Regions from separate parts of the Homo sapiens genome. Here region 2 is linked to region 1. A link is a contact called in ENCODE Hi-C data. All regions are on one chromosome and are shown on one strand. Each heading gives the region's core, a stretch centred on a gene start or an enhancer-like site at or near the end of the contact. The rest is flanking DNA. Distances are from core to core; before and after follow the strand shown.

Region 1 (5,283 bases), core at 423-2,922:
CAGTGTGTCTCAAAGTCTGGTTCCCAGACCAGGAGCATCAGCATCACCAGGAACTTAGAAACACAAATCTTTGGGCCGCATTCCAAATCACTGAATCAGAAACTCTGGAGTTGGGGTTCAGCAACCTGTGTTTTGACAAAACCTCCAGGTGATTCAGATGCACCCTCAGGTTTGAGAACCACTAGATTACAAGAAATGGAAATCTGACAAGTCCGATCAGACATTTCCTCTTAGGCTGTAAGAAGCAAAACCTCTCTTCCCACCCCAGTGTCCTCTCTGCTTGCTCCCTGTCTTCATTCCCTTACACTGGCATCCTCTTCCCTCTCCTCCCTCGTCACCCCTTCCGCCTCACCACACACCAACGAACACCTGTACGGCGTTCAAAGAACTAGAAACCAGCCCCCATTTCTCCTCTACTTGGAGAATGTATTTTATAACGTGTGCATAGTGCGCAGGCAAGGGGCGGAATTTAAACAATGTCTAATTAAAGAAGACAACACCACACGTTTATCACATTACATTGTTGTGTATTTACCCCTTGCCGCTTTTGATGCATTTGCATATCATCTTTTATAATTCAATTCACTTGCTTAAATCATTTCTTTTATTTTCACTTATTTATCCAGAAGGAAAAGTTCATTTTGCAGATCACTGGGGCCTCCCAGTGGCGATCATCTGTAATTTCATACTCGAATTTTATTCTGGGATCTCTAGGGTAATGGTATCTAAATCCTTAGAATTTCACCTGCTTGGTAGGAGCATGAAATAGAAGCAAAGCAAGCATTTCGTCTAAGAGAGATTGCATCAGCATCCCAGCTGAAATTTCTTCAGATGTTGGCTTTGACTTCTTGCATTTATCAAACTCCGTATTCAGTCATCTGCTTCGTAGAGACGACAATCGGCAGACTTCAGGCTCTGCTGGTCAGCTCAAAATTCAACCAGGAACGAGGACAATAAAGAGACGATCAGAGAAAAACATCTTGTGATTCTTTTCCTCAATAACCTTGGAGTCTCTCCCTCGGGTTTCCATTTCTACCATCCTGCTTTTGAAGTTGTGCCTGTGCCGGGTAGCCATTTCCCACAAGAAGTTTTAAACACAACGTTTTCCCTCCTCTCCATTCTGGAACATTCAGTGGCTGCCTTGCCTCTGCTCTCCTGTGGCAGTCAGCACCGTCCTCTGCACCTCGTGCTCACAGGACAGACTCTGACATCGTGGCAGCTCTCCGAGCCACCCCCCACCACCACCCCTCACCTACCACCCTGCTCCTGCATCAGCTTACATCCTGTCACCTGTCGGAGTCCTCCAGCCAGGGCTTGCAGCTTACTCTGCAATATCGCCCTCCAGGGACAGAGGTGCCTGGCCAACCTCAGGCTAACAGGCACCAAAGGCCATTTCCACTTAGACAAGCACTTTGCTGCCAAAGATATCGGTGTCCTTCCATTCTCCCACTAGGTCCCTACGGCCTGGTCTTTGGCATTGGAAGGCTGTGCTGCCTGAGTCCATGCGGGCCCTCCCGTTGAAAGATTGCTGAAAGGTGGTTTCCAAGAACTGGTGTTCTCACATCACCCCATGGCTTAACTCTGCTGATTCAGGGAGAGTTCCCGCCTAGTAACAGACCTATAAACATCAGCACCGTTCACAGAATATGGCCACAAACAGATCAGATGAGGTTTTAAAGTTCATCCCCACCCCCTTGGCCTTCTCTGCTGAAAAGTCACCAGAGGGCAGCCCGCATTTCATTCATTTCATTCTTCCTGAGCCGTTGCCCAAGCAAAAGAACAGCATTTGCTTCCACCTCAGCATCTCCTTTATATAATACGGTCTTTCGCTTCCCACATTAGTGTTTTAAGATCAACATACACCTTTAAATTAATCGCTCTAATACGTGCTCAATATTCCTTGCAAAGAAAAACTTAGTGAAGTCTTTGCTGGGTATGTATGTGGATTCATAAAATTCTACTCTTGGAGACATATTATGAACAGGAGTACATTTCTGCAGGCTCATCTCAAGAGTAGCCCACTTAAGCTAATTTGTGCTCAGGTGGCAAACGAAGACAAGGTTTACGAAACTGGATAGCTCCAAATTAGCTAGAATAAAATTAAAATTCGAGATTTCCTTGCAGGGCTCAGAGTGGAAAACTTACACAAGGCCATACTCTGTAAACAGCACAAGCTTTGGTGCCGTAGAGACAGAGGTTCCCATCCCAACAACTGCCACCCATGTGTAACCTGGGAGGAGGCTTATTTCTGTGGAGCCACATCTTCATATATAAATTGGGTTAATGCCGCTAGGGTTGTCAGGATGATTCAGTGAGATGCTATACTGGAAATCTCTAAAAACAGTCCTGAAAGCAGTGACTATTCCACTAATAATGGTTATTACTTCAGCAAAGGTTCGTAGAAGCTACAGTCTTTCCAGCGAGTCATCAGAACAAGTCACTCCTATTTGCCCCCAAAGCTTAGCACACACACTTCCTTCTGCCTAGGACATGTCCCGTCTCTCCTCTCTGCCCTCACCTCCATCTCCTTCACCCAGCTAAACCTTCCCTCAGAAGCCCTCACTGTGCCCTGGTTGTGGGTTAAGCTCCCCCTGCCAGGACACCTAGCACTGATTGGTTTTCATGTATTCCCCCTACCAGGCCATCCCCAGTTCTGCCTCTGCCCATCTGCACTGGGCTCATGGCCTCCGTGAGGACTGGCTCTGTCTGTCTATTCACTATTGTGTCTGCAGCCCCTGCTTGGCACATTGTGGGTTTTCAGTAAATACTGAATAAATAAATGAATGAATGACAACCATTAGAGGCTTCCAAAAGAAGAAAAACTAAAATTCAAGGAAAGTAAAAGGTAGTTGCATTACTTATTCTTTATTCAACTATTTATTATGCATTAATTAATAGTTGCATTCTTATAATTCCCTTTAAGCCTCCTTGAATTATTTCTTAAAAAAATATGAAATCTGTTTCCAAGAGTTCTAGTACTTTGTTCCCCTGACCCCTTGAATGTTGCACAAAATGTTTCCTTAATTTCTTTCCAATACGTGATTACAAAATGTGTTTATTATGTTTTACATCTTCTAATTCTTAAATTGACTATCTATTAATCACAGAGATACTAAGGAATAAGGAAATCCTTGGTAGAAAAGTGTTAATAATTTACCAGTTGCCAACTGTACTTTTACCTCTGCATGCCAGGTAGGTAGAAGCATTACTCATGTTTTTTAATCTAAGAATTTCTTACATTTTTATGGCCTGTCCTTTGGGCTTATTTATGATGGTTTGTGACAAAGAGACAACCTTTGCCATTATGATTTATACTCTACTAACAAATAAAACACAGAAGTAGATAAGAAGCCCAAATTAAATCATGGCACTAGATAAGAACACCCAAATTAAATCATGACACTAAAAATAAAAAAAAAAAAAATCCAGTGGAGGTAATTTAAAATTAAAACAAAGAGTATAGGCATTACAGACTATGGACAATGAGAATATAGAAACTTTCAAAACCTAAACTACAAAATCTAGCATTTGCCAAATAAGTCACTTTAAAAATTTTATACTTATATTTGTAGCTTCATGAAATAATGCCCGGCTATTAAAATATTTTTAATGGCATATTTTAATCTTATTCTGTTTGTGCTTTTGTTTGAAACACCAAGCAATATTTTCTGGTTTGATAAAGTGTTCGTGGTTGGCAGAAGATATTCAATATTTTTCTATGTTTTTTCCATTAATACCATTTATCACAAAACTGACCTGGATATCTGTTATTGCTTTTAGTAATCCCTTGAAATTGCTTGATGGTAAATGCCAATTCTAAAACTTGATTGGATTTCAGGAAAAGACAATTGCCTTAGAAACAAAGAAACAAACAAAGAACAGAGAGGAAAAATCCTGCCTTTGAGCAGGATTTTTGAGAGTAAAAGCATTGCTTATGATAGAGACCAAAGGTTAGTTCAATAGAATAAGCAGTCAACAGTGTATGCCCAGCAATCTAAGTACTACACAGCCATATGCGACCTGAGTAAACACAAATGTCTAGCTCAGGAATCCTTCAAAAAGGAGTTAATATGACTGCAGAACTAATTGATGCTAACCAAGGCACCTAAGACACAACTATCCCGTTAATACTACAGTATAATTATACAGAACGCTGTCTTTGATTTTGTGTGGAACTTGAAAGCAAAGCAAATATTGACACTGGACTTGCAGGTAATATCCTAGACTTAATTTCACATCACAAACTCAAACACGGTGATACCTGGGTGTGGAACTCATTCACAAACCACTTCCAGGCTTCATAAGGAAGATAGAAGGAACTGGGTCCACACACATGCACACTAACACAAATGTCTATAATTTTTAAATTTTGCTGTGCCTGTATTCCTATTAACACTTCTACAAATTATTCACTTGCTCCATTCCCAATTTTATTTCCTATTATGGCCTTATAATTTATTTATGACTTAAAAAAACATATTTTTGACCATTTTTATTTTCTTCACCTACAGATTTCCATGAAAACTAAATTAAAATGAAGTAGGAAGAAGCACAGTATATTAAATTTATTTTAGTCTTATCAATAAGCTTACTTGTCTGATTTACTTAGGGTTGACTTTAATTCTTTTATATCTACAACCCAAGGTCACCAGCTAGTTTTCCAATTTAATACCTGCAAATCTCTTCTTGTATCAAAATTCTACTCAGTAGATGTGTTTCACTTCCAAATGATATTTAGAAATTATTTGTCTGCTCATGTGCAAATGGTGCTACCTAAACAAATGAGACATGGTCTCTGTCTATATAGACCAGGCTTTCACTGAGAAGGCCAAGCTCCTAGACTCTGAGGCCTTAATGAAGAAAAGGAACAGTCCATTCTGTTATGCTTCATCTCTTCCACAATATAATAAGCATCCTATTTGGCTGCAGATATGTTAGGAAGTTACCCAATGTCACCAATTCTTTATCCAAAAGAAAGGGAACAGAGTATGAATACGGAATGAAAAAAACTTTTTTTATAAATTCTGGTAGACAAAAATTGGTACAAATAAAAGAGGCTGTATCATTACATTCCAAGATAGAAGGTTTTGGTGCAGTACTTAGTTTCCAAAGACAGTCGATACGGTCTAGGGAACAGAACTCTCAAGGTTACCTGTGTGTAATTTTAAGCTGCAGAGAATCTCCTGCAGGTTGGGGTGTCTTCTGTGGAGTGATAGCTATTCTGCATTAACCTATATTAAAACCTTGACAATCAGTTAAGTTCATTCTATTGGAAATCCAGAA
Region 2 (4,869 bases), core at 1,002-3,501, 4.3 Mb before region 1:
AAGTATAATAATAAAAGAAAAAAAAAAGATGTTCTCATTAGAGGAAAATTTCAGTAGAAAAAAAAAATACCTCTATAGATTTTAATTTGAACATTTATGCCGTTTCAATTTATTTATTTTCCCCTGCGTATGCGTATGTTCATTTAATTTTTTAAAATCAGGTTTTTTTTTCTCTGAAAACAGAATAATAAAAAGACCAGTGTAGTTATAGCATCATTTAATCTCATACAAAATATTTTAATAAATATGTCAAAGTTTAAGGCAAAAAAGAAACGGGAAGGGAGATGGTATGCCCAGAATAAAATTTAAAAAATGAGAGTAGATTATAAAACCAAGTAAAATGTAGTAACTTCATATGTTCGTGACATCTTCTTCCATTAAAACATTGTACTTTTTGAGGTTTATTTCAGTTAATATCTTTAGGTTTGAGTTCAGATCATTCCTACTTAAGATTACTTTTTCTGAATTCTATATTCATAAAGATCCCAGCAGGTCAAGTTTGCCTTTGGCAAGAGAATGTATGTAGGGAATAGAGGAGGAATTAGGATGTCTGGATTCTGCCAGTAGCTATGAATTTTGGAAAATCGCCCCCACTGTAAGGTCTCATTGCCTCACCTCCACAAGTGGCTAAGAGTACTGAGCCCAGTGCCAGAACACAGTGCCCAGGCCTGCTGACAGCAGAGGCCCGAGCTAGATGGGACCCCATGTAGTCCAGCCTGGTGGTGCTTGCGGAGCGGCAGGCGCAGCTGCAGAGGAGAATGAGGTTTTACGCTTGTCTGTGTGGGGAGAGGAAGACAACCTGCCTCCAGCTCACCTGGGTGACACTTGTTGGAGAGCAGGGAGAGCTTGTGGGCGCCCCTCTCTGCCTCCAGCTCACCTGGGTGATGCTCGTTGGAGAGCAGGGAGAGCTTGTGGGCGCCCCTCTCTGCCTCCAGCTCACCTGGAGAGCAGGGAGAGCTTGTGGGCGCCCCTCTCTGCCTCCAGCTCACCTGGAGAGCAGGGAGAGCTTGTGGGCGCCCCTCTCTGCCTCCAGCTCACCTGGGTGACACTTGTTGGAGAGCAGGGAGAGCTCTGCCTCCCTCTGCCCCCCTCTGCCTCCAGGCATGCTGACAACTGGGCAGGCCCTGCATGAGCTTGCTCACCTCGACAGCCTTTGGGGAAAATTCTAACGTAGTTCAAGTTATCCTTCTGCTTCTCATTGCTACACCTTGCCTGGTCTAAGAGGAGAAATGAAATGCATCAGACCAGGGAGAGTGGAGAAAACCAAGCCAGGAGCACTTGCAGGGACGGGAGTTCAATCAGCCCTGAGAAGTGTCTGTGCTTCAGTGGTGGGTCCTGAGCCAGCTGCCCCAGGGAACCACTGAGGGCCCAGCCTGAGCCATGTCAGGGCCCATCACGATGTCAGGGGGCACCACGGGGATGGAGCACAGCACCTGATGGCTGTCCTTTTTGATGCCATTGAGGGAAGATGTCACTCGCTGACCTTGCACAGAAGTGACACCGTGTCTGGCAAATATTTTCAGGCCCTCTGAACCCTCTGGAAGGAAAGTCACCCTTTGCTCAAGCCAGACTATGCGCACTGCCCTCAGAGAGGCAGTGCCAGCGCCTGCACTGCTGAGCTGGTGAGTCTCTTCTTAGATGGAAGCTGAATCAAAGCATGTAGTGATCTCCTCTACAGCCAGGAGGCGATAACACACACCCGTGACAAAGGTTTCCCTGCATTCAACGTGACTGAGTGAACTTAGAACTACTGACCACACAGTGGCTGTCAAAGCGGGAAGCCAAAGGAAAGATTTGAATTCTGGAATGTCAGTTTAGGAAGAATATGGCCAAGTGAGATTTCCCAGAACAGGTGAAATCTTATTCAATGAGAGTATTTACCTATCTTGTCTGCAAGTAAGACATCTTTGTGAAGATGTGAAGAATTCGCGAATTCTTTGTAAGAATTTATGCCCACTTGGTAGCTGTTCTGGATACTGGACTAATTTGAACAATGAAATTATCCTGTGCAATTATAGATTCAGTCAATCTTAGACAAACCAAAATTACTGAAGTCATCTAGTTTGATGCCTTGAGGATTAACCACTCCCTCAAAACAAGCAATTGCAGAAACAAGAATAGCTCCACATTTCCTGGCTCTTAGTCCAGCATTTGTAGTGGAACAGGAAACGACCAGCCAGCCCATCCTGAAATTCATGTGTAAGCCATTGTTTCCTTGCTATGTACAGCTGGAAAAAGTCAGTCAGTAGGTTAACGGAAGGTGATCACGCCCACAGCCTGCTGTCTTTGCATTGCAAATCTCATTGTTCAACAAACATGTCCTGATTTCTCAACATCACACGTCACATTAAAAATGAATGTTACAAGCACTTTGGAACATAGACATTTTTCTGGTTAAATAAAGAAAAGAAGACTGTCTAGGTCATTGTTCTCAGGAAAATTTTTTGCTTAGATGGCTAATTTTGTCAGATTGGTTAGTGAGATTCTTAGGATGAATACACACACACACAAATAAATTAGTATAAAGGGTAAGAACAGAGCTAAAGTTTCTAAAATGTCTGTGTGAATATTATTATGAATCCAAATCACCTTATCCTTGTGTTATAGCTATTTTATAATATATAATAGATTGTATATATAATATATAATATCTATACCATATCAACATATATTTATATAATTTATACATCATTCAAATATCCAATTTATATATAGATACAATCAAAATAGCTAAATTTCCAGATAATGTAGGTAATAAGTAAGAAATACCTTAGGTTTAAAAACTGAAGACCAATTTGTAAGCAGAACTTTAAAATTAGTTTTAAAGTTAATTCCAAATTAAAAAAAGAAAGAGTGAATTTAATTTAGGCATAGCAGCACTGATGGAATAAATGTGTAAATTCTCCAAGAAGAAAACTTGAAAATAAAAAGTTCAGTTAGGAATAAAACTTCTAGAATGCTATTTTAAGATGATGGTTCTCCGGTTATTATGTTATCATCTGACACTACTGGTTCAGTCCTAAATATGGTATGTTGTACCTTTATTAACCAATTTATGGGGTCAAAAGAGTGACGAACCCAGGCATAGAGAGTCTGAAAATGCCGACCTCGCCACCGAAACTCACTCCTGCCAGAAAGTAAGGCTCATGGCAACCTTCACTAATAGCTCCTCCTTTACGGAATATGTCATTACCTGAGGGAGTGAGGGAGATGTCTTTTTGGGCTTGTCTTAGGGACATTTGCCATGTTTTAGTCTTTTTTTGTGTGTAAGTGGGCTGAGAAAGCCCCAGGAAGTCCACCTTCAAGTACGCGGGAACAAACATTGCAAGGGAAATGAAAATAATTTCAATCACAAGGGAAATAATTGTCCCAAGATAGGACCTGTTGCTCGCTGCATAGTAAATTCTTCTCATAGAGGTCATTTTTTTTTCTTTCTTTTTTTCCTTTTTTGAGACAGAATTTCGCTCTGTCACCCAGGCTGGAGTGCAGTGGCACGATCTCGACTCACTGGAAGCTCCCCCTCGCGGGTTCACACCATTCTCCTGCCTCAGCCTCCCGAGTAGCTGGGACTACAGGCGCCCGCCACCACGTCCGGCTGGTTTTTTGGTATTTTTAGTAGAGATGGCATTTCGCCGTGTTAGCCAGGCTGGTCTCGATCTCCTGACCTCGTGATCTGCCCACCTGGGCCTCCCCAGAGGGAATTTTAAGATGTAGCATTTCATTGTGAACTGTGAAGAGCTAGAGAAACTTCCTTCTGATCTCTTCCAAGGCCTATGATATGTGCCTATACATTGAGAGATATCTATCAACTTATCAACTTATGGATGGGTAGATAGATAGATAGATAGATAGATAGATGATAGATAGATAGATAGATAGATATCAACGTACATGCACATATCATAGACCTTGGAAGGGATCACATGGAAAGGCCAGTTTTTGAGAACTGGAGACAAAAGCCAAAATAGTTCTCAGTCGCCATCTCTTCATTGCAGTGGCGTGTCTGCCGATGTGGTAAATAGGCAATTTCACTGGATGAGTGTTCATTTTCACTCGGTCCCCCTGGCCCCGCAGCTCCAGGGTCCTTAAGGTTCAACCTCAGAGTTACGTCTGATGCCACCAATGAGTAGGAACAGGTCCTGTGGCCGCACTAAAGTCACCGGGACTACAGCAGTTGATATTACATACTTTCGAAATATTGAAATAAAGTGTGCATGCTTATGTTTGAATTGATAAGTGGTGCTCATGACACAACATCCAAAAGACCCAAAACAGGCAAGATCAAGTCACCTCCTCCAGCCAACTGGCGACTGATGTCATGGGTTACAGACTTGTTATTGTTTATTTACTCAGTTTACTCAGTTCCTGACTAATGGCCATTTGAGTTATTCCTAGCCATCTGTTATTAAATGCAGTTCTGCAAGGCATATTTTTGTTGCTGTATCATTTACCACAGCTTATGAATTTTACTGTAAAATAAATGTCTACCAAGAAGTAGAGACGGATGAAAGAGTCTGTGCATTCATCGTGTGGGAGATGCTTGCCATGTAACCCATTTTTGGCACAGATCATGCCCCTCGCTCGAAGTCCTAATTCCCTTAGGAGAGTCTGCAAGCTCCTTAACCTGGCTTGATTTGACCTGTTTCCCACCGCCCCCCGAGCTCATTCATCATCACTTCCTCTTTGGGACCCAACACCCCAGATATAGCCACCCAGCATGTGAAGCCCCACTGCCTGGGATGCCCGTCTGTCAAAGCTTCCTCTGGCTAATCCTGAAGTAACTGTGGCTCCCAGGAGGAGGTCCTCCCTGACCCCCAAGGGGGAGTTTAGAGCAAGTGTGCCCAGAGCACCCTGTGCTTCTGCTGCTGT

Evidence for each region. Hi-C counts contacts between places; a loop is a spot of excess contacts on that map. Pooled maps may share reads with other maps.
Region 2: a pooled map shows a loop between it and region 1 (2.4-fold over the local background). The contact joins two enhancer-like sites. A Hi-C loop is called at or near these places in 3 of 168 maps with a recorded cell type or tissue (CD4-positive, alpha-beta T cell, CD8-positive, alpha-beta T cell and endothelial cell of umbilical vein) and 9 of 50 pooled maps.

Annotation. Positions count from the first base shown.
Region 1 is chr13:102,899,228-102,904,510 of GRCh38, reverse strand. No RefSeq gene overlaps it. Among named protein-coding and RNA genes, the nearest start is that of ERCC5, 56 kb to the right of the region's middle. Within about 2 kb of position 1,672, at least 3 of the 41 ENCODE cell types and tissues checked have a DNase peak (open chromatin) inside an H3K27ac peak, as active enhancers do.
Region 2 is chr13:107,200,158-107,205,026 of GRCh38, reverse strand. The region is part of intron 2 of NALF1 (NALCN channel auxiliary factor 1); the gene reads left to right. Among named protein-coding and RNA genes, the nearest start is that of SNORD31B, 120 kb to the left of the region's middle. Within about 2 kb of position 2,251, at least 3 of the 41 ENCODE cell types and tissues checked have a DNase peak (open chromatin) inside an H3K27ac peak, as active enhancers do.